Regions from separate parts of the Mus musculus genome. Here region 2 is linked to region 1. Evidence: chromatin loops called from intact Hi-C (ENCODE). Cell type or tissue: heart. All regions are shown on one strand. Links, peaks and the distances in the headings refer to the core of each region. The heading gives the core; the rest is flanking DNA.

Evidence for each region. A loop is a pair of places that touch in the nucleus more often than their neighbours do. Peaks named below come from ENCODE experiments on the same cell type or tissue, not always from the same donor. Only the 100,000 strongest peaks of a DNase experiment are listed, where the experiment ranks them.
Region 2: it touches region 1 in a loop (5-fold over the local background); 1 of 42 quality-filtered maps calls a loop at or near these places.

Annotation. Positions count from the first base shown.
Region 1 is chr14:30,644,703-30,661,070 of GRCm38, reverse strand. It overlaps Rft1 (RFT1 homolog), which reads right to left and starts at 6,696. Exons shown (of 13, transcript NM_177815.3): 1 at 6,596-6,696; 2 at 2,677-2,762; 3 at 758-874. The coding sequence starts at 6,658. In heart, for the core only: a CTCF peak has its summit at 9,949 (motif pointing right); a DNase peak (open chromatin) is centred at 9,830; H3K4me3 peaks cover 26 bases; H3K27me3 peaks cover 491 bases.
Region 2 is chr14:30,539,514-30,555,881 of GRCm38, reverse strand. It overlaps Tkt (transketolase), which reads right to left and starts at 6,751. Exons shown (of 14, transcript NM_009388.6): 1 at 6,502-6,751. The coding sequence starts at 6,608. In heart, for the core only: no CTCF peak of the experiment used is centred there; DNase peaks (open chromatin) are centred at 4,171, 5,971, 6,751 and 7,581; H3K4me3 peaks cover 3,281 bases; H3K27ac peaks cover 3,038 bases.

The sequences.
Region 1 (16,368 bases), core at 7,244-12,243:
GGGGCTGGTAACATGGCCACGGTTATAAACAAGTGGACAAGACCAGAAGCAAGACCCACTCCAAAGCCTATCCCGTATCCACTGGTTTAGACTAAGTCAATAAGGAAACTTTCCAGAAAAACCAAAAACCTGTTGCCCATGCTTAGAATGACTGTCATTCTACAATGTCCTGCACCCCAAATAACCAATAGTCCCCGGCACGGTGCTCGCTTCATGTGCTTCACAAGGCACAGCCATCTTGCTAATACGATGGACGGACACTTGCCAGCCCTTCTGACAGGCATCTCTGTGAGGCAACAGAGTTACACAAGGGTGGTACTGGGAAAGACCACCAGCCTCGCTGCAGGGATCCAGCCGAGAAAACCATTTCTTAAAAATTAATTTCAGCTGACATACTTGGTCTACAAGAACATTCTAAAGAATTGAAGAAACATGTAAAGAAAGCCTTGACAGACTTTTTAAAAATATTAAGTAGTTGCTAAAGGCTCCAGGGAAACTACAGGATATAAAGATGAGGAATAAAATCAGTCCAGCAGTAGGCCAGAAACCTAGTCCAGGAACCCCAGCCAGAAGCCCTCCTGGCTATGGAGAGAAACAGGCCAAGCAGCATCTCCAACCCAGACACTCTCCCCTTCTGCTACTAAAATTAGCCCCCAAGCCCACTACAGATCCAGTCTGGAGATGACTGGCTGTAGGCAGGTACTGTCACTTCACTACCACACTCCTGGCACATGTCATGTGCTGAAGTACAACTCACGTTAGCCACAGGAGGTTGAGGGTCTGACTCCAGTCCCGCTGGGCACCCCCGCTCAGACAAGCTCTTCGGAAGGCCTCCCTGGCCAGGAAGGTTGTGGTTGAGTAAAGCAGCGTTAGTCTACAAAGCAAATGTGGAAACTGAGAGGCCGCCAGGCTTTGTAAGACATTTTACTGAAAGAACCTTTGAGATTTTCCTAGCAACAGGAATGAGAAAAGTTATTGGTTATAAGCCACTTGTGATGAGCCTGGTGTCACAGACCTGTGATTCCAACTACTTGGGAGGCTAAGGCAGAAGACCACAAGTTCAAGGCCTGCTGGGCTATACAATAAGTTCAAAGCCACTCTGCATCTCAGTGAGACTCTATCTCAAAACAAAAAAGTACAAAGGAGACTAAAGATATAGCTCAGTGGTATAGCACTTCCCTAGCATCTCCAGCACTTCAGGAAAACACAAGCAAACTCCCAAACTCCTGGTGGGGATGTAGATGGCAGTGTCTCTGATGAGCCCCATCCTTCTGAGCCACATGAAAACCTGAGTTAGGACCAAGCTAGGCACAGACTGTGAGACAGCAAGTGCTGCAGGGACCAGAGTCTGCAGCTTATGGCAGAGGGTGTAAGGAGAAAACAAAACAAAACAAAACAAACCCACAAGCTTGGCACCCCACATAATAAGGGGACCTGGAGTCTCTGAGCAAAGCAGGGGTTCTATCACACAGTGGTCCTAGCCAAAAGACTTTCAGGACAAACACCTCGACAGGCAGCCATTACAGAGGGTGCTGCAACCCTCATCAGGAAGACTTGCTGATTCCCTTGCAGGGGGCCAGCACCTGAGCCAGTCTTCCTGCACCCAGAGAAAAGCAACTGACATTTCCCTGCCTCTACAGCCAGCAGCCTGGTGATGTGGTCCAAGTGCACAGACTCCCCAGGAGCCCATCTGCATGGCAGAGGGGGAGACAAAGCAACGCCCTACTGTGGGCTACTGTGGGGAGAGATGGCTAAGGCTGTCATGCAGGCACCTGGCAAGCTGGAGGAGAGTGCATGGGGAGAAATATCTGCTCGCTCTATCTTCCTACTTTTTAAATAGTATGTCTCGGTGGGTCCTCTATTACCACTGTCTCAGAGATCGTGAACCCTACCTAGTACAAAGCTCCAGGTGGCTGCGTTGCCAGTCCCAAGTTTGAGAACTGCCATTAGGCTCTCTGAAAAACATCATGAGCATTTGGTTGGTAAATAGCAGGCATGAGATTCTGACTAGAACATGCTGTCTTTGTTTATCAGGCTCTAAAGAAACACATGAGAAGCTAAGCTATTCTAAGGACATCATTTCCTACATTTTGTGTGTGTGTGTGTGTGTCACTTGTGAAGACAAAATAAGTGTGGGTGTCCTAGAACAGAGAAGAAACAAGCTGAGTTTTACAAGACAAAGCAAGTTTACTTTCCATAGAATTCATCACATGGATGCAAGCTCTGATCCCAGTTACCAGCTCAACTATGAAATCACTGAGGCAGAAGTGAAGGCGTCTGGCTGTCCCCAGCCCTGCAATTTTGAGACACATCCTCACGAACTGCACAATTCCTGTTTCCTGTGTTGTGTCAGCGGGACAAGAACACAGGATTATACCTGAGAGAAGGTTTGCGATGAATTACTCCCACTCTTCTCCTGGGCCCTAAGAGCAGGAAAACCAGAACACTAGGGGGAAATGTGCATTTGGAAGCTGCTAATGGAAAACACTGCATGGGTCCATTAAGCACAGCAGTGCCCGCTCATTCCCCGCCCTGCACTCCTCAGCCGCTGCTGAAACGCTCTGCTCCTGGGAAAGGCACAGGGCTCTAAAATCTGAGTGGGCACATGGGAACAATCTGAAAAACCCATGACTGGTGATGGCAGCTGTGGAAAGTGCCAGGGTCCATTCCTCTTACCTGACATTCACTATGCCCACAATCTCCTTTGACAGGAATCGAAGAATAAATGCATTCAAGACAAAGGTGATTAATCGAAACAAGACCTGTAAGAAAATACATCTGAGTTATGTCTGGAGCGTTGACTTGACTATGAGGACCGTGTAGCTGTCCTTCCAGATGTGATGTGATGATGACCCAGCTGCCTGGCTATAAAGACTCCTCTCTAAGATGCTCACCTTGACATACTTGCTTCCTGTGAACTATAATTCCTTAGAGGCTCTCAGCATCCAGAGCTGTGGGCAAACAACCCAGGAAGGTATCTGGGAATCTCCCTTACTTAAAGAGATGAGAAGCCTTGGCAGATTGCATCTTCAGGCTCAAAGTCAAAGGGGACGAAGAGAGAATGGTGATCGTGGTTGACACTGTCAGGCCCCTGGCTAAAACTTTCTCCAGATATACCAATTGATGGGCCATGGGCCACTTGAGTCCCAAGATAGCTGTGTAGATGCAGTCCAACACATTTTTGGAGGACAAAGTCAAAAGACTGGACACTCCCAAAATCCCACTTAGAAACTACACATTAAAACAAGAGCCTGCAGAGTATAGCAGGCTCACTAGGAATACGAGACCTAGTATCTTTCTTCTCTGTCTGACAATATTTAGGGATCCTAAGGACATTTTAATCTTCTTACTTATTTACTTACTCTTGTCTTACACAGGAAACACTGTTGACTGAACACTTGCCACCTTTCATTTAAATAACAACTGGAGCAATAAGATAATGTAAAAAGAGAGTGGGAAAACAGAGTCCTGCTACAGTCGTCTAACAAGGACACACCCTGAAACTTTCAAACCTGTCCATTAAAGAAAACCACCTAGACAAAGAGATCTTCCCATGAGACGTTAAATGGGGCTCCCAAATGGAGCTGCTGACTAGGATGCAAGTCTTTCTAGTGAGTGTTCTCTCTTCCTCACCACAAATGACAAGTCAACTCTGTGTTAAGCACGAGCATGGTTACCTATACATTCATACAGCTGCCATTTTGGAAGATTCAATCAGTGTAGACTACAGGTCTACCATGGTCTGAAAATCTCCAGGTCATTAACACTACTCCTAAAGTGTCCCAGAACAGTCAGGTCTCCAGTGGCAAGATTATCCCCATGTTTGTGGAGTCAGAGGTGATCTTTTCTATCTGAAGAAAGCCCTGTAGCCTCTTAGAATCATGTAGGTTCATATATACAGGCCAAATTCCACACTCAGTGTTGGTGGCTGGAAGCCAGTTCATAGTCTTATTAGAGAAAGTCCTCAGCTGAGTCTCCACCCATTACTTAGCTCTGAAATGCATGGAGCATCTTCTAATTCTCCTAAGCTTCAATTTTCTCTGTCAAATGAGGCTAAAGATATTATAAGGTTAATTACAAGGCTAAAATAAGATTATAGAAGAGAAAACATTTTTTAAATGAAAAAATAAAGGCAATAAAATTTATATCGTGGCTAGCTCAGACAAATTACATAATAAAATGTGCTGCAAAGCTATCTTAAATATCAGCATTATAACTTAAGGAAGTACGTAAGACTGAAGAAAAACACTCAAGGAATCTACATTTTATGATGATTTTTAAAAATCCATACACACACACAATTATAAAATCCATCATTTTGTACACTAATATATACTGATTGCAAATTGTACACTTAGCCAGGCAGTCATTGCACATGCCTTTAATCCCAGCACTCAGGAGGCAGAGACAGGCAGATCAACAACAACAAAGCAGACTAATCACAGTGGCACAAACCTTTAATCCCAGCATCCACAAGGTAGAAGTGGGCAAACCTCATTGAATTTGAGACCAGCCTGGCCTACCTAGAGAATTCTAGTCCAGCCAGGGCTACATAGTGAGACTCTGTCTCAAGAACAAAACAACAGCAAAAGACAATCAAGGGTTGAGACTATAGCTCAGTGCTAAAGCACTGGCTTAAGATGTGTGGAGTCCTAGCTTCAAATCCCAACAGCAAATGACAACCAGGCAAATTTGCTAGAAACAGAACTCAGAATGAAGCAATCCTGCCTAATATCAAACAACAAACGAATGGCCCGGCTTGGCTTCACACAGATCCCTGCTCCAGTGTCTTCTGCTATAACCCGTTTCTGTCTTACACCACCAATCTAGGGAGTGAGGTATTACCCAAGGTAGCAAATATCAACACTATGGGGCTGGAGAGAGGCTCAGCAGTTAGGAACACTCGCCGCTCTTCCAGAGGTCCTGAGTTCAATTCCCAGCAACCACATGGTGGCTCACAACCATCTGTAATGGGATTCAATGCCCTCTTCTAGCGTCTGAAGACAGTGATGGTGTACTCATATACATAAAATAAATAAACTTTAAAAAAACCTACTATGTATAACACATTGAACTCACCTATACTGTGAAACAGAAAAACAAAGAACTAAACAAGTGGAGTTAAAAGAAGAGTGGCCAACATTGATTATGCATGTACTGTGTGCAAGGCACTTTTCTATATCCTTTATATATAGCTTATTTTATCCCTACACTGCCATTTACAAACTTCTTATGCTAATAAAAGTAGCTAACATTTACTAAGTACCTTGTAGTGTGCCAGGACATAACAGAAATTATTTCCCCTAATCTCCCTAATCACCCTGTGAAGCTGCAGTGCTGTTCTCATTCAAAATGAGGAAGCTGCCGGGATGGAGGTATGTGCTTGTTACCCCAGCACTTTGTAAACTGCAGCAAGTACATCAAGAATTCAAGGCCAGCTTGGACTACATAGCAGTATCTTTTCATAAATAAATAAATAAAGCCAGGACTGGTGTCTCATGCCTATAAGCAGAGGCAGGGCATATCTGAGGTCAAAGCCAGCCTGGTCTACACAGTGAGTTACAGGACAGCCAGGGAGGCATAGAGAGATCTTGTCTTTAAAAAAAAAAAAAAAAGAAGAAGAAGACAAAGACGAAGAAGGAAAGAAGGAAGGAAGAAAAGAATAAACCGATGCTCAGAAAAAAAGCCAATTGATTTGAACTTTTTTTTGAGACAAGGTCTAAGTATGTAACCCTATCTAGACTGGAGCTCAGATTGGAACTCACAGAGAACTCAACCTCTTGAGTGTTGGGATGAAAGACTTGAGCTACTACACCTAACCCAAGTAACTCTTATCTTAAAAGGGGCCACCTAACCTGAATCTAATTCAGCCTGCTTCTCTCTCCTAACCTCTTTGTGCCTCTCTAGGATAAAGGTGAAGGTGGACTCTGGACCATGTGGACGAACTAGCAAGTGTCATCTGCAAAAGAAAGAAAAAAAAATACAAAGCCAAAAAAGAGTCTGTCCAAGGACACACAGCAGATGCAGTTTATTAAGTGCACACTAGGATGCTGGTACTGCGCTAAGTGAGCTTATTCAAAAGATCCCAAACAATCCTTGCAAATTGCTTTCTGAATTAGATACTATTACACTCATTTTTGTCAACAAGGAGCTAAAAGCTCAGGGGCTGAAGTGACTTGTCCTAGGTCACTGGACAAGCATTGCCTGAACCCGATCCTTGTTCTTAGCTACGCCATATGGGCTCTCTAAACTCAAAGAGAATCAGAGTTGAAGAACAGTTTTGAGGATCAAGAGTGAAACACTCCAGAAATGAACCCCTTAAAATATCAGATTAAAGTAGCCTCTGTCTACTGTTTGTTGATAGTTGTTTAAACTGTCTCCTATCATCACACGGAAACACAAGGCTCAGAAAGAAAATGGCTTGTTTGTAGTCACCAGCCAAGACTGGGACCGCAGTCTCCCAACTCCTAGACCCGGCGCCCCTCCCCGCCTCCGTGGTCCCCCGTGGAACCCTGTGCAGTGCGGGGGACCCAGAGCAGCTTCCCCGGGAGGCTTGGCCGCGGCACCACGCGCTGGAGCGGGCGCAGCAGAGTACCTGCAGCAGGAGACCCGAGGAGGCCAACCGGGCCGCCTGGCCTAGCACCTCCTGGCTGCCCATAGCCCCAGAGCCACAGCTCCGAGGAGGAAACGGGGCCCGCGCCCGCTTCGTCGCGGAAAAATGGCGTCACGGACAGGCTCGCTCCTGATTGGGTCTTTGACAGCAGGGGCGGAGCACAAGAAGCTGCGACTCCAAACAACTTTTGAGGCTGTGTCTCTTGATTTTCTTGGGGTGTCTTGATTTTTGTTGTTGTTGTTTTGAGAGTGTGTTCAGCGCCGATCCCTGTAGACCATGTTGGCCTAGAACTCGCAGTCTCTGGAACACTGGGATAACTGGGGCGCACCCCTAGCCCCAACTGATATCTTTTGGCTTGATTTTTTTTTTTTTTTTTTTAAGACAGGGTCTCATTATGTAGCCTTGGCTATCATAGAACTCGATATGCAAAGCAGACTTGCCTTGAACTCAGTGATCTGCGGGCTTCGGCTTCTGACTCCCAAGTGCCGCAACTCCAGCTGTTATTTTGAAATAAGGTCTTTCTATGTAGCCAGGGCTGGCCTGGAATTCACTTAGAGAGACTAGGATAGCCTTGAACTCCCGATCCTCTTGTCTCCAGCTCCCAAGTGATGAGAATTAAATATTTATTTGTTTTTGCATAGTGTAGTTGTGTGTGTATCAGTGAACTCTCAGGCATCAGTTCTCTCTTTCCACCTTTACATGGGTTCTGCAGTCAAACTCAGATTGGCAGGCTTACATGGTAAGCTCTTAACCTGCTGGGCTAATTTGCAGGCCTGCTAATTATCTTCCCTGTACTCCTGTTCCCTGTTCCCCAGCAGAAGGCCCTGTTTCAAAGCAAAGGAAAACAGAACAAAACAAGCCAGCAGTGGCTGCTGCGGGACAAAGTGCTCAGCAGAGACTAATCAGTGAGATTCTTGCCATTGGCGATCACACGAATGTAGTTACATAACCCTTCCACCAACTGGGCTGGACAGGACTTCTCCCAATTTTGCAAAGGAAGAACTGAGGACTGAAGGTCAGACACAGAATTTTCATGTATGTAGTTCTCTGTAGAAACCTTCCCAAGGCTCTGATACTTGGCCTGGTTGTCGAGAGGAGAAAAGTAAGCCTTGGAGGTGTGAGGTGCCTTGTTCAAATCTGCACATCATGGGCCTGGGCAGAACAGATCGGGGTCAAGGGTCAGACTGGAAGTACTTTATACTTTTTTTTTTAAAGTGGCCAACATACGCAATCACCATTTTCAAAGCTCTTTGGCCTTCCTTGCTGTCTGGTAACTGCCTGTCATCTTACACATCACTACCATCTTTATCAGTACATTTTAGATGCTCATATTTGGATCCCTTCATCCCAGCACTCAGGAGACAGGTGTATCTCTGAGTTTGAGGCTAGCCTGGTCTATATAGCATACATCAAGAACAGCCAGAAAGACATAGTGGAATTCTGTCTCAAAACAAACAAACAAAAAACCCAGCCCCCTTAGTGGTCCTCAAAGAGACCCTGTTGGGTGTTTCTTTGTTTTTGTCATGGTCTCTGCCCAAATATCTTCCTTGACAGTACTCTTCACTTTTTCAGGGCCCCCATACTGACCCCTAACTACCCCACAGTCTGTACTTTCTATGGACTAAATGTATCTTCTCAGAATTCATATAGTGACAGTCCTGAATGTGATAATATACACATATAATACACTCAGGAGAGTACTTGGGAAGTAATTAGGATAAAGATGTAGCCTTTATGGTGGGGCCATTGCCCAGATATTTGAGGAATGGCTACAGTGGGTCAGTGACCATATTAAGAAGATATCTGAGGGCTGCTATGGTGGATCAGTGGCCACACAAAGAAGACATTTGAGGAACTGGCTATGGTGAATCAGTGGCCATATAAAGATGATGTCTGAGGTAATGCATCTTAGAGATGCAGTGTTTGCTTACCATAGTTTTGATGCTTAGTACCTCAAAAAATATTTGGGTGGGATGACTTCTCGTTCACTGTGAGTAGATATAGCAAGAAGGTGGCTATTTACAAACCAAGAAGAGTCCCCTCACAAGACCCAAACTGGCTGTCACCCTGATCTTGGACTTCTAGGATCCAGGATTGGAGAAGCAAATCTGTTGTTTAAGCATCCCAGTCTATGGTGCATCCCAGTCTATGGTGTTTTGTTACAACAGCTCAAGCTGACCTCAATAGTTCCTTAAAGCATTTTGTACTCTTGCATCCTATGTACCGACAGAGAACACTCTTAAGCTCTCACGAATGCCTCCTGGTGCATCACTGTTGCTAGCACTGCTGAACATGGACTGCATGGCTCAAAGCCTCTGTGTCCTCATCTTAGGCAGAATGAGCTTTGTTGAGTGTTGAGACACAGAATGTGAGGTTTGACCATCAGACAGACTTTTCCTGGAACCCTCCTGCTGCAGCTCACCAACTGGAGGACCCCCTGTGTGCTGTTTGTTTGTTTGTTTGTTTGTTTGTTTAAATCCAACGTATTTTATTGATTATTTGGCAACTTCACATAATGCACCCCAATAACACTTCCTAGTTCTTCCAGGTCCACCCCCAAACCTTTGTGACCTCGAAGGAGGAGGAGGAGGAGAAGGAGGGGAAGCAGAAGAAGGAGAAGAAGGAGAAGGAGAAGAAGGAGAAGGAGAAGAAGGAGAAGAAGGAGAAGGAGGAGAAGAAGAAGGATAAAAACCAAGTCTAATTTATGTTGTTCATATACTCACTGGGGCATGGTCAATGCTGATTGTTTTAAAGAGATATTATATTAGCATTGGGTTTATAGCTCAGTAGTACTGTGACTGCCCAGCTTGTGTGAAGGCCTGGGTTTAAGCCACAGTATCTATGATACTGATCTGGATATGAATATAGACATAAATATAGATATTGTCTGTCCTGTTAAGGTGGGTGTGATAATTTTAGCAGACCAGCTTGGCCCACAAGTAGCTTAAATTCTACTAAGAGATTAAAAACTTAAATCTGAAGAAAAATCATAAAATCCCAAATTGGAATCAATTGTGAAAGAATAAAAAAAGACTCCTTGAGAATTCAGAACTATAAATGGTGGTCACTAAACAAGCTGTTTTCCTCAGGGTTCCTTCCTGCCACTTGCTTCTGTGCCAGGTGACCTCCCTGCCAGGGAAAGCTGGTCTGGGACTCGCATTTCATTACTGTACTAGTGGGAGGTGCTAGGGCTGGTGCTGAGCCAGTTAGACTTCCAGGGCAATGGGGCAGGATGGGAGGCTGCCAATGGGTGGAAGGCAGAGTAAAAGCTATGTTAAGTGGGGGCCTGGACTTGGGCTGAGCGGAGGCACCAGGACTGGGCATGTTCCCACACAACAGCCACTAGATGGCATGGCTCGTTGGGCAAGGGCCCTCCCAGACCAAGGCTTTTCGCTGTTTGGAAAACCTTCAACAGGGCCCCTCCTTGAACTAGAACATCAACACTTTGTCCCTCACTTGAAAGTCCCAGGGCATGACAAGGCTGCTGTGGTCACAACAGCCCATGTTGTTGAGTCTACAAAGCTATGTGCTGGGTATTTTCATGGTCAAACTGAACTCCGTTAGCAGCCCAACAAGACCACTGTCCCCTCTGCTGTACAGGCCAGGGAACAGACTTGGCAAAGTTAGGGGACCTGTTTGAGGGGTGGTGGTTGGAAACACCAGAGTGTGAACTGGGCTATCCCTTTAGAACGCTGTGCTCCCCCTCAGCAGTTACGATTCAGGAAGGATTTGGGGTATCTGCATTGGTTTTGTGGTGTTTGCCTGTTTTGCCTTTGACAACGAGTCTTACTTACCCTGTAGCCCATGCTGGCCTGGAACTTTATATTACCATGATTGGTTATGATGCTCTGGACAAAACTCTGAAAAGTACTCCCTGAGGGTACCTTCAGGCACCTTGGGAAATCTATCTGCCTCAGTGGTCTGAAGCCTCTGTCTGCCCAAAGTGGGTAAAGAAGTGCTGAAAGCTGTTCTGGGCTTGTTCAACTCTCCAATAGGATATGCTACCAGGGTAGTGGTCAGAACATCAGGGCCTGGAGACAGTGCCTAAATGAGAGCCTTGGGAACACCTGTGTCAAGAACTGTGCATACAGCACTTCCTGGATCATAGGTCTTTCTATGGAGTGGTGTGAGCAGCCACAAGACCCTGGTTTCTCTCTGAGCATTGATTTGTGCAGAGTAGCCTGTAATACCAACAATAACAATGTGGTTCATTCCAGATCCAGAGCTCTGAGCTGGGCATTGGAAGGGGCTTAAGAGAGAATGAACCACTATTACTCCACGCTCAGGCCTCAGGGTCTCTCTTGGGAAGAACCCCAAGTGAGAGCAGACAGACCGAGGTACCAAAACCATGCAAGGGGAACATAGAGATGGGGTAGGTGGAGAGATCGTTCTGGCCGAAGCATCAAAGAAGATCCCCGTCAGTCACAGTCAGTGGAGCCCGGGAAGAGGGAACTTGCTGAGCCTGTGGGTGAACCTAGTAGTTGGCTGTGGCTACTCTTGGTGCAGAATTCTTGTACCCAGCAGCCTGTGGCCAGTGTTGAGCCAGCAGTCCTGAGAACAGCAAGTCCGTGAACAGGAGTGTGTGAATGAATACAAATTAAGGGCTTGGTGGAACGCATTTGTAATTTCAGCCGTCAGGAGGATAGCACAGGAGGATTCAGTGTGAGTTTGAAGCAGCCTGAGCTGTAGAGTGAGACCCTGGCCCCAAAAACAACACCAGGGCTCAGTGGTTAAGAACACTCATGGCCCCTCCAAAGGTCCTGAGTTCAATTCCCAGCACCCATATAGAAGCTCACAACTGTCTGAGGCCATATTCTGATGTGAGATGTGCCTGCAAAGTACCCACCATATACATAAAATACATAAGTAAATAAATCTTTGAGCTGGGTATCGTGGTGGCGCACGCCTCTAATCCCAGCACTCTGGAGACAATGACAGCCTGATCTCTGAGTTCGAGGCCAATCTGGTCTACAGAGTGAGTTCCAGGACATCTAGAACAGCCAGGGTTACACAGAGGAACCCTGTATGGGGGTGGGGGGAAATCAGTCACATGTGTTCACAAGTGGGTCGGTGTGAATTTGCTTGTTCTGCTTGCCAGAATCCGCTTTGAGATAGTGTGTAGATACATACGTGCACACATATGAAGCCGGAGAGCATGCAGTATGAGGGAGTTCTTAGATGAGCATGTGTGGACGTGGGGTTGGTCGTGTGTGCCTGCAAACCTGTGAAACACTAGTATACATCTTCAGTCTCAGCATGCGGGAGGCTGAGACAGGATCTGAGATCAAGCCCAGCCTGGGCTATATATCAAGACAGAAAAAGAAAAAGTGTACAAAATGTGTCCTAGTCTAGGCATCAATTTTGCTTCTCTGATTCTGGTTCTTTATCTAGGCCCAAGATTCTGCATTTCACCTCAACAATATCCTCTCAGTCTTATAAGGTGGGCTAATAACAAAATGTAATTATGCACATTTCACAGATGGAGAAACTGAGGCTCTAAGGGGTGGCAGAGATAACATTGAATCCTAGCTACAGGGCATCAGAGGTTCCCTTTACCGTTTCCTTCAAGCCACTTCTCAGGAATTCAAAAAGTCCCTGGTGAGGAAATGTCCCTGGCCCACTCATCACTGACCTGGACCTGACACAGGGTTTCTCATGGGGTGGGTGGAAAGGAACTGTCTCTGGGGCTTGGCTCCAAGGCTACACACATAGAAGGGTCACATGAGGCTGCCCTTGTGTATCCATAACCCCAAAGAATTTGGATCAGAGCCAGTTGAGGGTTTAGGCCACCCCTCGTCTAAACACATGCTACATTTCCTGTCCCTTAAAACCACAGTCTGGCTGGAAAGTAGCCCCACACGCTCCCAGACCAGCTTTCCAAAAGCTCTCCCAGGTGCCCAGCGCTCCTGATTCATGCCATGCTGAGCACTGGACCTGTCCCTTCTGTATACTGGTCAAGCTCTCCACCAACTTAGGTGTATCCTTGGAGACAACCCCAAAACAGACAGCCATAGCAGCAACTTTCATTCCTGTCTTTTGGCTCTTATTGTGGGTGTGAAGGCTACCAGGTCTCATAGAACCATTCTTGTGAAAAGAGACTGATCCAAACTGACCCAAGCGCCAATACTCCTTGGGTGTCATTTCGCCTCTCTGTCACTGTTTCATGATCTATAAAATGGAAGTGATCGTAAAACCTTCCATAAGGGTTACTGTAAGAATTACATAAGATAACATGTATGGAAATGTTTCTTTTACCAGGCACTTAGAATGAACATGCGTTACAAACACGAGCAATTACCATCATTTTGTCACATTTACATCAATAGGGTGGATACTATTTCCTCCCTTGGATGTTGAAAAACATTTAATATTTTTGGATCTCTGTGTTCCATTCCTGTAAAAAAATTTTTTTGAGACAGGATCTTAGTATGTAGCCCTGGATAGTGTGAAACTCACTGTGTAAATCAGGCTGGCCTCAGACTCAAAGATCCCCTGCCTCTGCCTTCCAAGTTCCAGGATTAAAGGGGTATGCCACCAAGCAGAGCCCATAATAATTCTCTTTTATTTTTTCTATCTTTCCTTCATTATTATTCACTTTACATCCCATTCACTGGCCCCCTCCCAGTCACCCCATCCTACAATCCCTCCCCCATTAACCTCCCCTTCTCCTCTGAGTGTGTGGGGGCCCCTGGGTATCCGCCCACCCTGGCACATCCTCTCCCACTGAGGCCAGACAAGGCAGCCCAGCTAGAAGAACATATCCCATGTACAGACAACAGCTTCTGGGATAGTCCCACTCCAGCTGTTCGGGGCCCGCATGAAGGCCAAGCTGCACATCTGCTACATCTATGCAGAGAGGCCTAGGTTCTGCCTGTGTAGTTGTTTGTTTGGTGGTTTAATCTCTGAGGGCCCCAAGGTTCCAGGTTAATTGACTCTGTTGGTCTTCCTGTGGTCCCTCCCCTTAGGGACCACAATCCTTCCTCCTTTTCTTCCATAAGAGTCCCCAAGTGTCATCCACTGTTTGACTGTGGGTGTCTGCATCTAAGTGAGCTGCTGGGTGGACCCTCTCAGAGGACAGCTATGTTAGACTCCTGTATGCAAGCACAACAGAGTGTCATTAACAATGTCAGGAATTGGTGCTTACCCATGGGGTGGGTCTCAAGTTGGGCTGGTTATTGGTTGGCCATTCCCTCAGTCTCTGCTCCATCTGCCATCCTTGCATTTCCTGTATGCAGGATACATTTTTGGTAGAAAATTTTGTGGGTGGATTGGTGTCCCTATCTCTCCACTGGGGTCCCTGCCTGGCCACAAGAGGCAGCTTCCCCAGGATCCATATCCCCAATGCTGTGTGGCACAGCTAAGGACATACCTGTTGATTCTCAGGCTCCTCCTCTATCCCAGATCTCTTAGGGAACTTCTCCATAAAAATTCCTTTAACTGAACTTTGTCTCCTCCCTCCCTCCCTCCCTCCTTCCCTCCCTCCCTCCCTTCCTTCCCCCTTCCTTCTCTTCCTGCCTCTCATTCTTTCTCAAGCTCATTTTGCCAGCATGTGATTGTTGTGTGGCTGTCCCGCGTCATAGTTGATGGACATGTGGGCTGTTTCCACTCTTTAACTGTGATGAACAATGTTGTGTTATGAATTTCTGTGTATAGGCTTTTTATGTGGATGTCTGTGTTCACCTCTCTAGAAGTGGGATAGCTGGGTCTTCTGGCAACTCAGGTTAGCATTGAGGACTGCTGGGCTGTTTGCCACAGTGGCTATCCAGCTCTGAATTGCTAGTCACAATGCACAAGGTCTCCAGTTTCTCTGTAGCCTTGCCAATACTCTGTCTCTGTCTCTGTCCCTGACCCTGTCCCTGTCTCTGTCTCTTCTCTGTGTGTGTGTGTGTGTGTGTGTGTGTGTGTGTGTCTAGTCATGTGTGTGGATGCACATACAAGTGTTTGAGTGCATGTGGAGGCCTATGGTGGTTTTTTTCCCTCCCTCCATTGCTCTTCACCTTATGTATTGAGGCGATGTCCCCCATTTCATATACTCCGACCAGCCCACTTGTTCTGGTGCTTTGTGTGTGTGTGTGTGTGTGTGTGTGTGTGTGTGTGTGTGTGTGTGTGTGTGTTTAGGAATCCAAATTCTTGAGTGGCAAGTGATTTCCCTGCTGAGTTCTCCCCAGTCCCCTACTTTCCATCTTTGGGTCACAGACATCCTTGTGGGTGTGAAATGGTATTTTATTACGGTTTTGATTTGCATTTCTCTAGTGATGTTGGATAACTTCTTAGGTCCTTAAGGTCATTTGAATATCTTGTTTGGATACATGTATATTTAAATCTTTAGTCCACATTTAAATTCTTCTGATTTTTGTCAACATTTACCGAGTGGATGACTACATCCTAACATGCCAGGTAGGGGGAAGGGACACACAAGCTTGCTGCATGAATGCTTACCCTGCTCTGCTTTCCTGGGCTCTCACATGGGAAAGGACATTTCTTCAATAGGGAATGATATGCAGGCTGCACAAGGAGCTCAAGTTTCAGAGGCTCTGTCTATGCAATCCACCCTCCCTGAGGTTGGCTGCTCCACACCCAACACTGCTGTGATCAATATCTGGCGTCCAGAAGCTGATCGGGTACAGCAGCTACCCAGGAAAGCAACACAGCAGGAATCGTCCATGCATTCACCCTTTAGACAGTTTAAATCCACCATCACCAACACAGCCCTTAGCCATCTCCAGGCAGCTATGCAGGGTGAGAACTGGAGACATCATCCATCGTGCTGGAGACTGAGATTAGAAAGACAGAAGGACCCCACACTTCCCTGGCTGGTGCATGTCCCTTGATCTCTCTGAGCCTCAATCTGGGAAACTGGAGAATACTGGTAGGATATATAACCAGCCCATTGCTTATGAGGCTGAAAGGAGGTCCTCATGTATGTTAGGGCAAAGGAAGTGATTATGAAGTAGAAAAATAGAACTTGTATTTTAACCCTTTAAAAATTTAGAGGGACCGGAAGATTTACCATGTCGTATTAAAAACAAAACAAACAAACAAACAAAAACAAACAAAACCGGGAACAACCCAGGTTGCATGGAAGCAGCAAAGAGGGAGGGCTATCTCCTTCAGCTATAGTTGCTTCTGTGAGGATGACCTGAGAAGTCATCAGAGGCAGCAGCGCCAGCTGAGGCTGCCAGACCACCCCAGGGAGCCGTCCTGACTTTGGTTCCCCTCCTAGCCCACAACATGGCAACTAGGTCTCGCCTCACTGATCTGCCAAGCTCATAGCCAAGGGGAAATATGTTTCCAGATAGGGTGAAAATAGATCCCTCTCCAAATATGCTCATCGTAGCTAAGAAAAACAAAGAGAACCCTGAGGGAAAATCGAGCAGGGGCAAGCTGCCCATGGGAGGGGCTCAGGCCAAGGCAGTAGCAGAGGACATGCATGTGTGAGAGTGTCTGAGTGTACAATTGTGCATTATGTGTATGTGACTGAGTGAGTTTGTGTGTTTCTGGATGCCTGAGCTTATGTGATAATAACTATATGTAGGGGTGTATGTGTTTGTGCGTGAAGGTGTATATGTGCCTGCGTGACTGCATGAGTAGTATTGTAGGTGTATGCAAGCACGTAAGTGAACATGGTGTGGAAGGTGAAAGTGTAGGCATATGCAAGAGTATAAAAGCACTGTACACATATGTGTAGACATAACTATATGTATAGTGGTCTAGCTGGTGTATGATCACATAGGCATGAAAATGTGTGTGATTAT
Region 2 (16,368 bases), core at 3,836-8,835, 100 kb after region 1:
AATATTTAATAGAAAGAATGAGAGCTAAGAGCTAGTCCTTTCTAAGTTATTATTTGCAGGAGCGGTGCTGAGGATTGGAGCCAAGGCTGCTGAGCAAGGCAAACCCTCTAATAACACACTACTCGTCTAGCCCAAAGGCTAGTGCATACGGGGAATGAAGCAGTTGGGAGACTGACAAGCTAGCCAACTTTTGTCTGTCTGTCTGTCTTCTAGATTTTAAGACAGGGTTTCTCTGTATAAACCTGGCTGTGAAATTCATTCTGTAGACCAGGCTGGCCTTGAACTCAGAGATCTGCCTGTCTCTGCCTCCTGAATGCTGGGATTAAAACAACAACAATGCCACCACCACGAAGCATTGTTGTTGTTTTAAGTAGAACTTAAGGTCCAAGTATATGGTAAATATTCTGATCTACTGGATGTAAATAGATTTGAAAACAGAAAACGTTCTGGGGAAATATAATTTACCCAAACTTGTTCAAGGAGAAAACAAAAACAAAAAACAAAAAAACAAAAAAACAAAAAAAAGGAGAAAACCTGAGGCACTTGGCTGTATAGAATGAACATGTTGGAGAGGCCTAGTCCCCAAGACCCAGCAAGCCAATGTACAGGTATATACACAGGAGTGCAATCATATGCTCCAAATGTACTCTACATGTTCCCACAGCAAGGAATAATCTGGAACCAAGCCTTGCATGCATCAATAGAATAGATGAATGAAATACAACGGGGCACCATAGCAGTAGCAATTCATGACCCAACATCAACGTCACCTCACTAACACAGCATGAAAACTGTACACCAGAGACAATACAGAGAAGGTATTGTTTGTAAATATATACACATGTAATTTATGCACATTATATAAAGAAGACAGAATAAAGGCGCATTCAGGGTGTTTTGTGGGATAGCAGGAGATAAGGAAAGATAAGGTGACAAAGAAGTCGCCTCCTTCTCTATCGACTCCCCATCTTATTTTGTGAGACAATCTTTCATTGAACCTGCAGTCACTAACTGGCTAGACAGGGTGGCCAGTGAGCTCCGGGGTTGCTCTAACAGAGCTGGGACTACAGGTGTGCATTGGAGATCCAACCTCAGGTCCCCACACTTGCATACAGCTTTTTTTTTAATGCACCCATCTCCCTCCCAACTTTATATTTGGTAAATTGGGTGTGGTGGTACACACTTGTAATCTTAGCACTTTTGAGGCAGAGGCAAGAGGTTTTCCCATGAATCCAAGGACATCTTGCTCTCTATAGTGTGTTCCAGGCCGGCCAGGTTTATAAGATAAGACCTTGTTCCTGAATAAATTCAGGGTGTCAGATAGAAGTCCCTCAGACACTGAGCTGATTCTTGCCCAGAACGAACCTAACCCTGGACCCCAGGCCATTTCTCTGGATCTTCACCCTGCTTTCCCTCCTCTGAACCAGCTAAGTTAATAGTTGCACTGATGTCATCACAGATCAAGTCTAATGGATTTTACATTTGGGGCTGGGACTGTCTGGGTTCTCAGAAGCCAGGCGACCTGTCCCGGCCATCAGCAGAGCTAGGACAAAGCAGGATGGTAAGAGAGACTGGTGAATGAACGTGCGACATACAAGTGATATGATAGTTATGATAGTGAGCTATAGAAAGAAATGAAAGAAGAATCATGCCACCACATGAACACATCGACATCTTATATCACGTGCAAGGAGCCAGCCCCAAAAGACCTCATTCTGTCCAGTTGCATTATGATAAAGTATCCAGATGAATTAAATTTATAGAGACAGGAAATCAGACCCAGTATGGGATGAGACGGAAACTGCAGTTGGGCAAGAGAGACCTTTCAGAGGCTGGAAAAATGTCCTAAAGTTAGATGTGATAAAGCCACTAACTTTGATGACTTTAGATTAAAAAAAAAACAAAAACAAAAATTAGCTGAGAATATAATTCAGTGGTAGGTACTTGCTTGGCTCTGGGTCCATTCTCTAGTACCACGAAAACAGAAGTGTACATTTAAAACCTTTCATTCTGCAAAGCCCCCCTCCACAGAGCTGTTACAGATCTGTTTGTAGAAGGAGAACAGTGTTCAGAAAGCCCAGTGAAGGAAGTTCTCAGGAGTTTGTGCTCCTAGACAAGTTGTACCACCTTTAGTGGTCATGCTCTTCACCGTCCACGGATGCGGAGCAAGAGGTCCCAGCGTGATCTCTGCTCTACCTCACCACTAGGTCTAAGGGCACCCTAACCAGCTCTGTTCAGGTCCCTGGCCTTTGGGGTGTCCCTGCTTTTAATTCTGTAGGACTAGGCTCTGGAGACGCTGGGCCAAGTCTAAGAGCCAGTTTGAGTTCAGGGGAAGCCATGAGGTCATCTCCAGCAGACCCTAACGTAGTGCCCACCGCTAGCTCCTAGCTTTAAGGAATATGGTCGTTAGCACTCTGCTGGCTCAGAGGTTACCCAGGCAAAGAGCCCAGTAGTCCAAGAGCTGCCAGGTGTCTTCACCCTGAGTTGAGAAACACTGTTGCTGCTATTGGGGCAATCTCAACCGCAAGGTTTTGCTCTTGCCTCAGTCAGAAGGCCTGAGGCAGCCTGAAAGGAGCTAGCCCTTGGAGGCCTCTTCTGCTTGAAGAAGCTGATTCCACACAGGGGCTAGAGTCCTGAGAGGGCCCTCTGCACAGTTGGTCAGAATGTTCCTGAATGCCAGAGCTGGGGAACAGGGAACTAACCACTTTCACAGCAGGGCTTGGGACCCAGGGCCTACTTACTCTGAACCCTCAGCTTCACCCCTAAGGGACCTGATTTGAAATCGACGGTTTTGCCGGGCGTGGTGGCTCACGCCTTTATAATCCCAGCACTCGGGAGGCAGAGGCTGGCGGATTTCTGAGGCCAGCCTGGTCTACAGAGTGAGTTCCAGGACAGCCAGGGCTACACAGAAAAACCCTGTCTCGAAAAACCAAAAAAAAAAAAAAAAAAAAAAAAAGAAAGAAAGAAAAAAAAAAGCGACAGTTTGGATGCTATTTATGTGTTTCCCATTGGAAGTTTGGTCCTGAGCATAGAGGTAGTGTGGAACCCTGGAAGGCCCTTAGCTGAACTTGGGCTATGCTTTCTGGAGGTACTGTGGTTTGTGGGACCTGCCCCTCCTTGGTCTCCATCTCCCTCTTTGGCTGTGTTTTTTCCTCTCACATATTCCCACCAGAAGCCTCACCTACACATGCTGTTTGAACTTCCTCCATCTAAAAACAACATGTTTAAACAATAACAAACCCAAAACAAACAAACAAACAAACAAACAAGGATTAAAATCCAATTTAACAACCTTGTCTTTGGGCTGGAGAGTAGACTTGTGGGATTAAAATTACTTTTTGCTCTTGTCAGGGACCTAAGTCCTATTCCTAGCACCCACATGATGGCTCACAACCATCCAGAATTCCAGCTCCAGGGGATTCAATGTCCTCTTCTAACTTTCACAGGTACCAGGCATGTACATGTACACATACATACATGTAGGAAAAACACTCATACACACAATCTAAAAACAAACAACAAAATCCAACCAAAATAAACAAATAAAATAAAACCCGTTTCTTTGGGGGATGGGGCGGTGGCACATGCCTTTAATCCCAGCACTTGGGAGACAAAGGCAGGCAGATCTTTCTCTGTGAGCTCAAGATCACCCTGGTCTACAAAGTTCAGGGACAGCCTGGTTTCTTTTTTTTTTTTTTTTTTTTTTTACAGCCTGGTTTCTGTTACACACAGAAACCATGCCTCCAGAAATAAAAAACCAACCCCCCCAAAAAAAACCCCAAGAAACAACAACAAAAACCTTTTTTTTCTGTAAAGTTAGACAGCCTCATGTATCTTGTAATAATTAATAATGAAAAAAAAAAAAGGCTAACCACTTTTGTAATATCCCATCACTTAAAGATGGAGAAATGGAAGTTCTAAGAAACTTCCTGACAAATACATCTGCTGTTCAGAACAGAGACAGGTTAGGTTAGATCTGTCTCCTGTGCTCACAAGCCAGGGCTGGGTCTACCCTATCCTCCCAGGTACTCACTCTCCTCAAAGTCTAAGGGACTAGCTGAAAGCTCAGACTACTTCCCCTTTAAGTCAGGCCCAACTCTGATGCATCCTCAGGTGGCACTGGCCTCCATCTGGCTAACACAACCTAGCCCTGCAAGTGAGGGCTGAGAACACTTAGCAGCCACAGCAACCTGGCCACTTCTGACAACGCCATTGGAGTTTCTTTGATAAAGCTTGGATGAGTTGGACCTCTGCCACAGCCGCCTCTGTATGCAGAAAAAGACCCGGGAAAGTCTGACCCGTGGACGCACTGTCCACCCAGCTCCCCACACAGAAGCCAGTGGACTCATTTTTGTGGCCTGGTGAAGTAAGTCTATTGTCTACAGTGCTGATGAGGCACTACGGGAAGTCTGTTCATTCAGGACTTCTTGCCATCCTGAAACCATCACCCAAAATTGTTCAAAAAGATGGAACAGACTGGTTAGGTGGCCAGTTCAGCTGTCTGCAACTGACTGGGTCAGAACTTCAGAACTGAGCCTGCTTTCACGTTATGAACTCTCACTGTAGTGAGCATCCAAAGAAACATTCACAGCCAAAATACATTCACATCTCAAGTCTTCCCCAAACACTTTCTGTACACGCACACACTCTTTGCACACACATTTCAAAATCATTCTTGTGACAGGGGTTGAGGAACAATGCTACTCCCTTCTGAAAAACAAGATTTCTCCAAGTAGTATTTTTCTGCAAGGGAAATATATATACCGAACTGGCAACCCGTACACTTAGCCTTTGCATGGGATACCCACCACTTCCATTTGTACACGGATTCTTTCAGAGTTCAATGACTGCCTAAGGCTACAATGTAAACAGTGTAACTCTGTAGCCACCTTCAACCTTTTCCCCTGGAGACCACCCCTGCTTTGGAAGTTCCTAAGAGCCATAAATGTTACTTAGTTTCTCTTCAACTGAACTTGGCTTTCCCTGCTCCTCCAGCCTGATGCCGCCCATGTGCCCAAGAGGACTTTCTGATAGGCCAGGCCCCCAGCAGGCAGTACTAAATAGCCACTGATTACCAGTCTGGGGAAATCAACGTACTACACTTCAGTGTCTTCATGTATAAACTGATTATCAGAATGCTACCCCAGGACGCTGTGTGGCCCAGGAATACCCACTTAGTTTCTCCCTGATCCTGGAAAGGTCTACATGCGTATCCAGCATTGTAGAATGTTCAGCTGCATAGGTACCAGCCAGTCAACTACTTTGACCCTCTGATTAGACTTCAGACCTGGAGGGAGATGTAGGGGCCAGTAAAGAACAAGTAATAAACGATGTGGATGTGAAGACCTACTCTGTGCTAGGTAGAGAGGACAGTGTCTCTGCCAGACACTGAGGAAATCCAGAGAAAAGGAAGTCAGGTCTCTTAATTGGGCAGGGAGCACCCTCTATCATAGGCAGCAATCTAAAGCCAAGACAGATAACAGGTCCAAAGTATGCATGGGAAGTTGGGTGGCAAAGGGTTCCCAGTTCAAACCTTCTGAGGACATCCCGTCTTAAAAGCACAAGGGCTAAGTAAGGAGGAACCCACGGTAAAAGGCAAGAGAAATGCACTCCTTTAATAATATGTTCTGTATGGAACTGGCCAAAATCCAGAATCCTGGTCTTTGTTCTAAGCTCACAGTTTGTCTGGGTTCCTAAAATCTCCCTCCCCAGAACCCCAAACCATTCCAAGAAGCCCAGATCTCTCTGTCTCAAGGTCTCATACCAGGCCCAATGGAGACCTTAGAATTTCTTGAAACCACCCAGTGTGCAAACACCGTTAGCCCAGAACTTCCTATTTCGCGTGGGCCTCGCCCCTTCTTTCTACAAGCTCCCTTCTCCCCAGACTCGCACTCCAACCTCCTTGCTCGGGTCTAAGCCTCTCTTGGTGTTGCATCGTCACCTCCCTGCCCCCACCCTGGAGTCTTCAGCAGCACCGGGACCCCAGCCCACACATAGCAGGAGAGGCAAGAAGTGTCGAGGAGGGGAGCGTGGTTAGAGATGCAGAGAAGGGTGGGCCCCCAGTCTACTGCAAAATGGTGGGCTCTACACACATTCTCTGCCTACATTGCAAGGGCTGAAATTCCAGCTCTCACTGTGACTTTGGACAACTGATATAAAGCCGGAATCTCAGTTTCCCCATCTGCAAACCAGTGGAACCAACATGCTGGTGGAGAGCTGGAGCCCACACGTGCTCAGGTTTCTCCCGCCAGCAGTCATGGTGGCCTCCGGGTTGCAGCCGCAGAGCGAGGAGGCGCGCCCGGGCGCAGCGAGAACCGGGAAGCCCGGGCCGGCTGGAGGTGCTCGCGAGACCTGAGGCCCACGCGGTCGAACCCGGCCGCTCCGGAGCAGCGGAAGGCTCCGCCATCTGACCGCGCCCTCGTGGCGACATCGTGCTACGCGACACGGAGCCAGGGAGGCCGCGGGACCCGGCTCCCAGCCCCGCCAGAAGCGCGCGCTCACCCTGAGCCTGCCGCGGTGGTGGCCTGGATGGAGCTGATGCGCAGGCGATTGGCTGTGTCCTTCAGGGCCTGGAGCTTCTGCTGATCTGGCTTATGGTAACCTTCCATGGCGTGGTAGGACGAGGACGAGGACGAGGACGAGAACGCTGAGGACAGAGACACAGAGCCAGCAGCGGCTCAGGAAGCGACCAGCAGTGACCGAGGACGGGTGCTGCGGGCGGGCGCGTTAAGACTCCTTAGGACCCGCCCATGGGGGGCGGGGCGGAGGTGGGGCGGGGCGCCGAATCACCCCAGGCCGACGAGTGGCCTCTGGCCACGCCCCGCATTTAGTGGACTCTCGGAAGTCGCCAGGCCTGGGGGCTCTCTCCCAGCACAGTGCCCTGTTGGAATTAATCACACACAAACAGTAGCAACAAAGTAACTTCGCCACTATTCCTGGTTCTAAGCATGGCTCAGAGTTCCGCGGCTGACTTGGGTAGGACTGAGAAGAGAGATACTAATCAGTAATTGCACTTTTCTAAGGAAAAGGTTGAGGCTTGGCAAGGTTAGATTGAGATTACAGGGTTGGTGGGTAGCGCTGCAGCAGATTATCCTCAGTCCAAAAAGATCCCAGACATGAGAATAAATATACACTGCCAGAAACGGTAATACTGAGAAGTTACTAGGAGTATGCTGGTCTCAGACTACTAGAGCCAACGGACAAGAGTGGATTCAGAGAGATTACTGGGTTTGCCTCTGTAGAGACAGTTAGCACCTACTGCTCTTACCAGATCTGGTGGAGCTGAGAGGACTGAGCAGCTGTAACAGAAAGCGTTGCCTTCACAGTCTCGTTGGATCTGTCTCATTGGATCCATGACACACACTCGGGTCAATACCGTTTCCAGAGGCGGAGGTTGTTGCAATTTACAGAGAGGATATAAAGGCAAGCCTGTGAGTGGGTGCTGGGCAGAGGCAGAGGAAGGCACCAGTACAGCTTTGGTCCAGGTCCTCTCTGTGTCCTCCACAGAGCTCAAACTCAGAGTCATGAGACAATGGGCCCTGTGCAAGTGAGCACCCCTCCCCCAAGCGCTCCCTGCCTGGCCTGTTTCCCAGGTGTCCCAGTGAGACTGCCAGTGTGGTTTGTTACAGCCCCTGGCTTCTGCTGGCTCTGCCCAAAGAGGCTGGCCCTCCTAGTGCCTGACTGCCAAGGGCTGGACCTGGGACTGGAGTGTTGTGGTCTCGGAGTGTTCCACTATCAGATCCTTGGCAAGGCAAGTGCCACCTCTGTCCTCTGCTCACCAACAGGTCAAGGAGGCAAACAAACCTCAGAAGCCTTTGGGCCTTCCAACCCCATGGACCTGAGGGCAGTGATTATTAGTCCAGTTCTTCATTTCTCCACCTGTCCAATGACACTGATGTTAACTTCCTCTTCCTCCTCCTCCTCCTCCCCCTCCTTCCCTTCTTCTTCTTCTCCTCCTCCTCCTCCTTCCTCTTCCTTGTTCTCTTCTTCTCCCTCCTCCTCCCCCCTCCTCCTCCCCTTCTTCTTCTTCTCCTCCTCCTCCTTCCTCTTCCTTGTTCTCTTCTTCTCCCTTCTCCTCCCCCCTCCTCCTCCACCTCTTCTTCACAGTGGAAAATTATAATCTATTTGGGAATGGAAACATAAGCTAGAGAGGTATATGTTTTTATTTCTGAATGTTCATTTCTATATATCTGAATGTCCTTTTTAAAATTATAAAATAGTTACAACATTTCTCTCCTCCTTTTCCTCCCTCCAATCCCTTCCATACATCCATCCTTGCTCTCTTTCAACTCTACACAAAGATCTACAGGCAACTAAGGAATCCTGAGAGTGGGAGAAGTAGTCTTCTCCCAGAAAGAGCATACCAAGTGGTTACCCAATACCAAATGGTCAACCTTGAAAACATACACACCAGTAACTTTCTACAGACTGAGTGGGTTATAGTTAGTAATATATATATATATATATATATATATATATACATATATATATATATATATATATATATATATATATATATATATATATATATATATATACATATATATATATATATGTGTGTGTGTGCATATACATGCACACACACACACACACACATATACATATATATATATGCATGTGATAACAGTAAAAAAAATGCTAACTGCTATGTACCCATATTAGTAAAGATGTTCCTAACTCTTCTTCTTGGCCGCTGTAGGTGTCTAAGATCTTGTTTTATCCTGGGGTTCCACATTGGTTGGCTCAGTTCATGATGGATTTCAGCCATAGTTCAGTGCCTTTGGTCCCCAAGGTCACCTTTGGAATCAGAATCCTGATTCTGCCAACATCCTACTGTTGGGGGTAATTCTCCAGTCCAAGGGTCTTTATTCAATACTTCATGAATCACATTTTACTTGGGAGTAAGACCTTGGGTTCCAACCTGGCCACCAGCTCCCTTCTTGTTCCCCTGTCGCCCTCAGATCCAAGATTCTTTGAGCCCCCTGTTCATATTCCCTGTGGTTGCCAGAGGAAACTCTTGCTGCTTCCCACCATTGTCCCTCCGTGGTCTCCCTCCACTACTGGAATGAAATTGAGCACATGAACCCTCTAGCCTCTCTCCCACTCTTGTTCTTGTGGCCCCACCCCATCCATGTCAGCACACCAGTGTCTTGCCCTGCTCTAAGAACATTAAGCTCCAAGGTGGAGAGATGGCTCCGTTGTTAGGAGTCCTTGCTACTTTTACAGAGGACCCAGGCATGAGAACCTAGATTTAGCCCGGTGATGTGGTGTATGTGACCTTGAAGACAGAAACAGGTAGATTCATTTGGCTCACTGGCCAGCGAGTCTAGCTAGCCAACTTAGCAAGCTCCAGGTTAATGACACTATCTCAAAAATAAATTAAATTAAAAATAGGTGGAAGGCACAGGAGGAGTGACACCTGAAGTGTGACACCTGAGGTTCTCTGGCCTCTACACACATGCACTCACAGAAGCACATATGCAACAACACAAAACTCAGCTGTGCATGGTGGTATCCACCTTCCTCCCAGTGTAGGGAAAGCTGAGCCAGAGGACTGAGAGCTTTGATTCCTACCCAGTGGTTTGTCCCTGGTGGACCCCGAGCCAGTAAAGCCCTTCTATGGGTGTTTCTCATTGTCAGGGTCTGAGGCAGGGACTGCCATTCTAGGTGCATTCTCTCTTCTCTTCTCTTCTCTTCTCTTCTCTTCTCTTCTCTTCTCTTCTCTTCTCTTCTCTTCTCTTCTCTCTCTCTCTCTCTCTCTCTTTCTCTCTCTCTCTCTCTCATTGTATGTTGCCTCAACTGACCTATAACTCACATTGTAGACCAGCCTTGGCCTCAGACTCCCATAGTTTCATTTGCCTCCGCATCCGGAGTGCTGGGATTAAAGGCATGCACTACCAAATATCTTATGTCAGTTCTAGAAGAATAGGAGGAGCAGAGCTCTAGCCTCTAGCTCTACCCCTGAAGACTACAATGACCTCTTGTACATAGTAGGGACTCACTAAGTGCCACTGAAATGAAAGTATTACTGTAAAGTGCCTGAGGTAACAGAGCCAGCAAGTGTCAGAACTGCACCCAAAGAGAGGTGTGAGGAGATGCCCCAGGGAGGAACCTGGTTGTTTCAGCTCATGCCCTCCATTCTAACCTGTCCGCCTTGAGACACAAAGGTGCTCTGTTGGAAGGTAGGAAGTAGCACAGATGTCCTGATGCCAGCATCAGGTGACAGCAAAGGGCGTGGCAACCTGAGAGCAGAGCCACACACTGAAGTGAGCTGTCCCTCTAGTCCTAAACAGGACCTCCCACAAAGGGCAGCCACCCTTAGAGTGCAAGTGCTCATAACCTAATGCCCCCTCAGCTGCCTCCTGGGACCTCCATGGCTACCAGAATGTACTGGGAGGCTACTAGGGGTGCGGAGAGGTGGCACCCACCATGGCATTGCTATTGGCATGGCTATATAGGGTATCACTTGGACAGTGATGATGGATAGGAAAGGTTGCCTGGAATGATGGAATGAAATATGGAACAACAGGGCTCTGAGTTCACCTCAGCAGGAAATTTTGGCACTGCTCTGTTAGCCTGGGCCAGGCAGTCAGTGTGGCAAAATGTTACACTTGGACCAGGCTGGAGGCAGATTTGACACGTACATACTCTCACACTCTCACACTCACTCACACTCACACATGCTCTTCATAGTAGTTTGAATACTTTTGGACCAGTGAGTAGCACTATTAGGAGGTGTGGCCTTGTTGGAGGATGTGCGCCACTGTGGGGATGTGCTTTGAGACCCTCCTTCTAGCCACGTGGTTACCAGCCTTTTCCTGTCTGTGATCAAGATGTAGAACTTTGGGTTTCTCCATTTCCATGCCTGCCTGGATACTGTCATGCTCCTGCCTTGATAATGGACTGAACCTCAGAACCTGTAAGCCAGCCCCAATTAAACCTTGTCCTTATGAGACTTGCCTTGGTCATGGTGTGTCTCTTCATAGCCATGGAAACTGTAACTAAGACACACACACACACACACACACACACACACACACACACACACTCCACCTTCTCTCACATTCTCTGACACTTGTCAAACACTGGCTCACACGTCCTCACCCTCACAGACTTTCACATACACTCTGAGAGGACACGAACAACCCGCTAGCCAGCTATAACTCGTCTCTGATGCTCTTGGATACCCAGCCTCTTCTCCTCACAACCCCTCGTTTTGTTCTCCCCTCAGCAGAGTGCTGCCATTGTCACACTTCTTCCTGGCCTCCTGCAAAGCCTCAGTGCCTTGGCTGAGGCCCTGGGTAAAGACAGAGCCCAACCGCCTGCTACCAGCCTCAACTAGAACCGCAGACGTGGAGGCTCAGGCTTTCTCGGCCAAGACCTGGCAGAGCTCACACCCTCTGACCCAGAACCCTGTGCTAAGAGGTGGCCCTGAGGGGTGCTCCCCCTATAGAAGCATCTGTGGTGGTAGTGGGCAGAGACTGGGGCCAAAGTGAAGACCGAACCTACTAAGTTGTTTCTTTTTAAAAACAGGCTCTCAGTATGTAGCCCAGGCTGGCCTTTAAACTCCTCAAACCTCCTGGGTTATAGGCATATTCTGCTATGCCTGGCTCCAACCCTCTTGAGAAAACTCTTTCTAAAGCACCCTGACTGGGGAATAGAGAGCAGAATGACCCATGTGGAAATGTTGCTCCTCGGTGGCCCCAGCAGAGGTGACCGACCTTTACTTGACCTCACTATGTAACTTCTGACCTGTCTCTATGGAGTTGGGTCCAGGACTTTGCATTGGTGGGTGACAAGACCCTCAGGCAATTGCGTTGGGGTTTTGGGAATTCTGGCAGTCAGCCTGCTCAGATGTCGGGTGGTGAGGCTGGACAGCCCTGAGCTCAGTGTTTTGCTGGCTCCAGAGAGCTAGCACACACCTGTAATCTCAGCACTTACGAGGTCGAGACAGGAGGACTGAAGGTTGGGGATGGGTTACAGGGGTGCGGTGGAGGTGGGGAGCTGAGACATCCATTGCACACCATTACCAGAATCATAGCAAGGGCCAGAAAAGCAGGTTCATCAAAACCAAGAGGGTTGTGCACACTTTTTATCCCAGTACAGGCAGGGGGATCTCTGTGTTGGAGGCCAGCCTGGTCTACACAGTCTACACAGTAAGTTCAAGACAGTCAGGGCTACCCAGTGAGACCCTGTTTCAAAATAAAATCCTTCTTTTTTTAAAAAGCGGGCTGGAGAGATGGCTCAGCGGTTAAGAGCACTGACTGCTTGCTCTTCCAGAGGTCCTGAGTTCAAATCCCAGCAACCACATGATGGCTCACAACCATCTGTCATGGGATCTGATGCCCCCTTCTGGTATGTCTGAAGACAGCGGCAGTATACTCATATAAATGAAATAAATACATCTTTTTTAAAAAGTACTTAAATGGATGATTCAGTGAGTGCTTGCTGCCAAGCCTGAGTGAGAGGCCTAAGACTCATGGTGAAAGCAAAGAAGTTCTCCCTGCCACACACACGAGGAGGGAGAGAGAGAGCGAGCAAGCTGGAATTTGATACTTTGTCAGTTCTTTTTTTCCCACCCTTTATCCCCCTGGTTTCATCCCTATCACTAGACAGGAGAGAAAGAAGGATTGGGGAGTGGGGTTGCGTACGAATTCTTCAATCTAATTTATTTGTTCTTGTTTCTTCATTGAGTGTAACCACTAACGAACCACAACCAATCCCACCTCTCAGGGCCGTAGCATTTATAAACCCTTTGAAAAGCTCCCAGAATTCAAAAACCTCTCACAATTGCAGAAACTATTTCCAGCTGGCAAAACCACACCTCTGCTAGAGCGCGAGGCAAATCGTTGTCAGGTGCTGTGGACAGTCCGAAACAGCCCATATTCCACACCTGGGAATAAAACAAAAACATATTTTTACAATTTTTCTGTGGGTTTTTTTTTTTTGGTTTGTTTGTTTGTTTGTTTTTCGAGACAGGGTTTCTCTGTGTAGCTCTGGCTGCCCTGGAACTCACTCGTAGCCCAGGCTGGCCTTGAACTGAGAAATCTGCCTGCCTCTGCCTCCCAAGTGCTGGGATTAAAGGTGTGTGCCACCACTGCCTGGCTATTTCTTTCTTTCTTTTTTCTTTTCTTTAAGATTTTATTTATTATTATTATTAAGTATACTGTTGCTGTCTTTAGACACACCAGAAAAGGGCGCTGTGAGCCACAATGTGGGTGCTGGGATTTGAACTCAGGACCTTCGGAAGAACAATCAGTGCTCTTACCAGCTGAGCCATCTCATCAGCCCCCGGCTATTTCTCTGTTTTTAAAGAAACCCAAATCTAGGGCTGGAGAGATGGCTCAGTGGTTAAGAGCACTGACGGCTCTTCCAGAAGTCGTAAGTTCAATTCCCAGCCACCACAGGGTGGCTCACAACCATCTGTAATGGGATCTGATGCCCTCTTCTGGTGTGTCTGACTGAAGACAGCTACACTGTAGTCATATGCATAAATTTATTTTTAAAAAAGGAAACCAAAGTTCTAGAATTCTCACTACACAAATGTAGTAAAAAATTGAAGCATGCATGTGTATTTGTGTGTGTGCATGCATGTGTGTATGTGCCTGATTCACATAGACTCAGAACTGCTGCAAGTACAGGCTCACAGCCTAGAGAGATTCGGAAGGGTGGGACTGAGAGACTTACAATTTCTTCTTCATCCATTACTTTTTTTTTTTCTTTCAGGGATTTGGTGGCAATGACCACAATTGGCTTTTATCATCCGAAGAAAGCAAAAGAAAATTCCATCTTGAAAAATCTACTGCTGAGGTTAGGGGCCTTCGTCAACATGCGCTTTCCGTTCCCCATGATTATGTAAAGCTGTGCCCTGTTTCATAAGCCAGGCTGCTGCCTAGGATGTTTGGGGTAGAGAGCAGAGCCTCGGGCTGTGGATGTGACCCTGCCCTCGTTTGGCCATTCGTCCGGATGCAGCTCAGGGTGAAGTTACCCTGATGTGCCCCGACACATCTGCCGTTCACCATCCACCATCTACCGAGTGGGCACCGATGAGGCGTGAATGGCCTCCAGCAGCTGCGTTCCTGAGTGACAGAGCTGGCATTGCTTTGGCAGCCCTGGACCCGTGTGTGCACTCCCAGGGCATGCCTCAGCTGGGTGCTGTGAGCCCTAAGCCAGCACAGCCCTTGTACTGAAGCCAATCTCCATGGCTATGGCCTTTGACACATTGCCAGGGCTCCTGGCCAGCATGGCCCTGGGATGAGTCTTTATGGGGTAAGTGCCTAGCACTGGACCCATGGTACCTTACAGTGAGCAGGCTTGTAGGCTGGCTAATAAATCTACTGCTCTCCCTAAACCAATATTTCCCCACAGAGGCATTTTTGGGATCTCTCTCTCTCTCTCTCAAAACAAATTTATTTTATTTGATGTGTATGAGTGCTTTGCCTGTGTGTATGTATGTGTACTACATGTGTGTATGTATGTGTACTGCCTGTGTGTATGTATGTGTACTGCCTGTGTGTATGTATGTGTACTGCATGTGTGTATGTATGTGTACTGCCTGTGTGTATGTATGTGTACTACATGTGTGTATGTATGTGTACTACATGTGTGTATGTATGTGTACTGCCTGTGTGTATGTATGTGTACTGCATGTGTGTATGTATGTGTACTGCCTGTGTGTATGTATGTGTACTGCCTGTGTGTATGTATGTGTACTGCCTGTGTGTATGTATGTGTACTGCATGTGTGTATGTATGTGTACTACATGTGTGTATGTATGTGTACTGCATGTGTACCTGGTGTCCAAGAGACCAGCAGAAGTAGGAATTGGATCCCTGGAACTGGAGCTACACAGAGGGTTGTGAGCTACTATGTGGGTGCTGAGAACGGAACCATGATGCAGAGGCCTCTCCTCTGCAAGAGCATCAAGTGCTCTTACTCACTGGACAGCTCTCTTCAGCGCTGCGAACACCTCTCATTTCTCTTGGATGAAATTATATAAAAAATAAAACTCTGAAATTTCTTATTATAAAACTAAGATATATTTAGTGTAAAAACCTGAAAAATAAAACCAGACCTGCAGTTTCTGATATTTGAGGCCTTCTTGGTCTCCAACTTAGTAAGACCCGGTTCACAAAAAAAATATTACTACTACTATTATTATTATTGTCTTAGTCAGGGTTTTTTTTTTGTTTTGTTTTTGGTTTTTGTTTTTTGTTTTGTTTTGTTTTTTCGAGACAGGGTTTTTCTGTATAGCCCTGGCTGTCCTGGAACTCACTTTGTAGACCAGGCTGGTCTCGAAATCAGAAATCTGCCTGCCTCTGCCTCCCGAGTGCTGGGATTAAAGGCATGTGCCACCACTCCCGGCTTTAGTCAGGGTTTCTATTCCTGCACAAACATCATGACCAAGAAGCAAGTTGGGGAGGAAAGGGTTTATTCGGCTTACATTTCCATACTGCTGTTCATCACCAAAGGAAGTCAGAACTGGAACTCAAGTAGGTCAGGGAGCAGGAGCTGATGCAGAGGCCATGGAGGGATGTTCTTTACTGGCTTGCTTCCCCTGGCTTGCTCAGCCTGCTCTCTTATAGAACCAAGACTACCAGCCCAGAGATGGTCCCACCCACAAGGGGCCTTTCCCCCTTGATCACTAATTGAGAAAATGCCTTACAGCTGGATCTCGTGGAGGCATTTACCCAACTGAAGCTCCTTTCTCTGTGATAACTCCAGCCTGTGTCAAGTTGACATACAAAACCAGCCAGTATAATTATTATTTTGAGATAGTGTCTCAGGTAACTCAGGCTAGCGTTGAACTCAGCAAGGTGACCTTGGACACTTTACTGTCATACCTCATCTCCTTTAATTTTTAAGGATTTATTTATTAGGCCAGAAGAGAGCACCGGATGCCATCATAGATGGTTATGAGCATGGTGATGTGGCTGGGAACTGAACTCAGGTCCTCCGGAAGAGCAATCATTGCTCTTAACCTCTGAGCCATCTCTCCAGCCCCTGCCTTCATCTCTCCTTAAGTGCTGGATCACAGGTGTGTAATAGCAAAAGAAAAAAAAAAAAAACTAAGGGCAGAGAGCCATGTATGATGGCAGATGCTTATAGTCCCAGCATTTGGAGGATGAGACAAGAGGATTATAGCAGGTTCAAGGCCAGCCTATGCTATGTAGTGAGTTCTAGGCCAGCCTGTGCAACATAGTGAGATCATCTCAAAAATGAATAAAAGAAAGTTCAAGGACATTCTGGCCTTAAAAAAAATGTAAAGACTGAATTTGTAGCTCAGGGATAGATTGCTTCCTTAGCTCCCACAAGGTCCTGGGTTCATTACAGAAAACAAAACCATGCATACTCAGGGAATATAGAAAA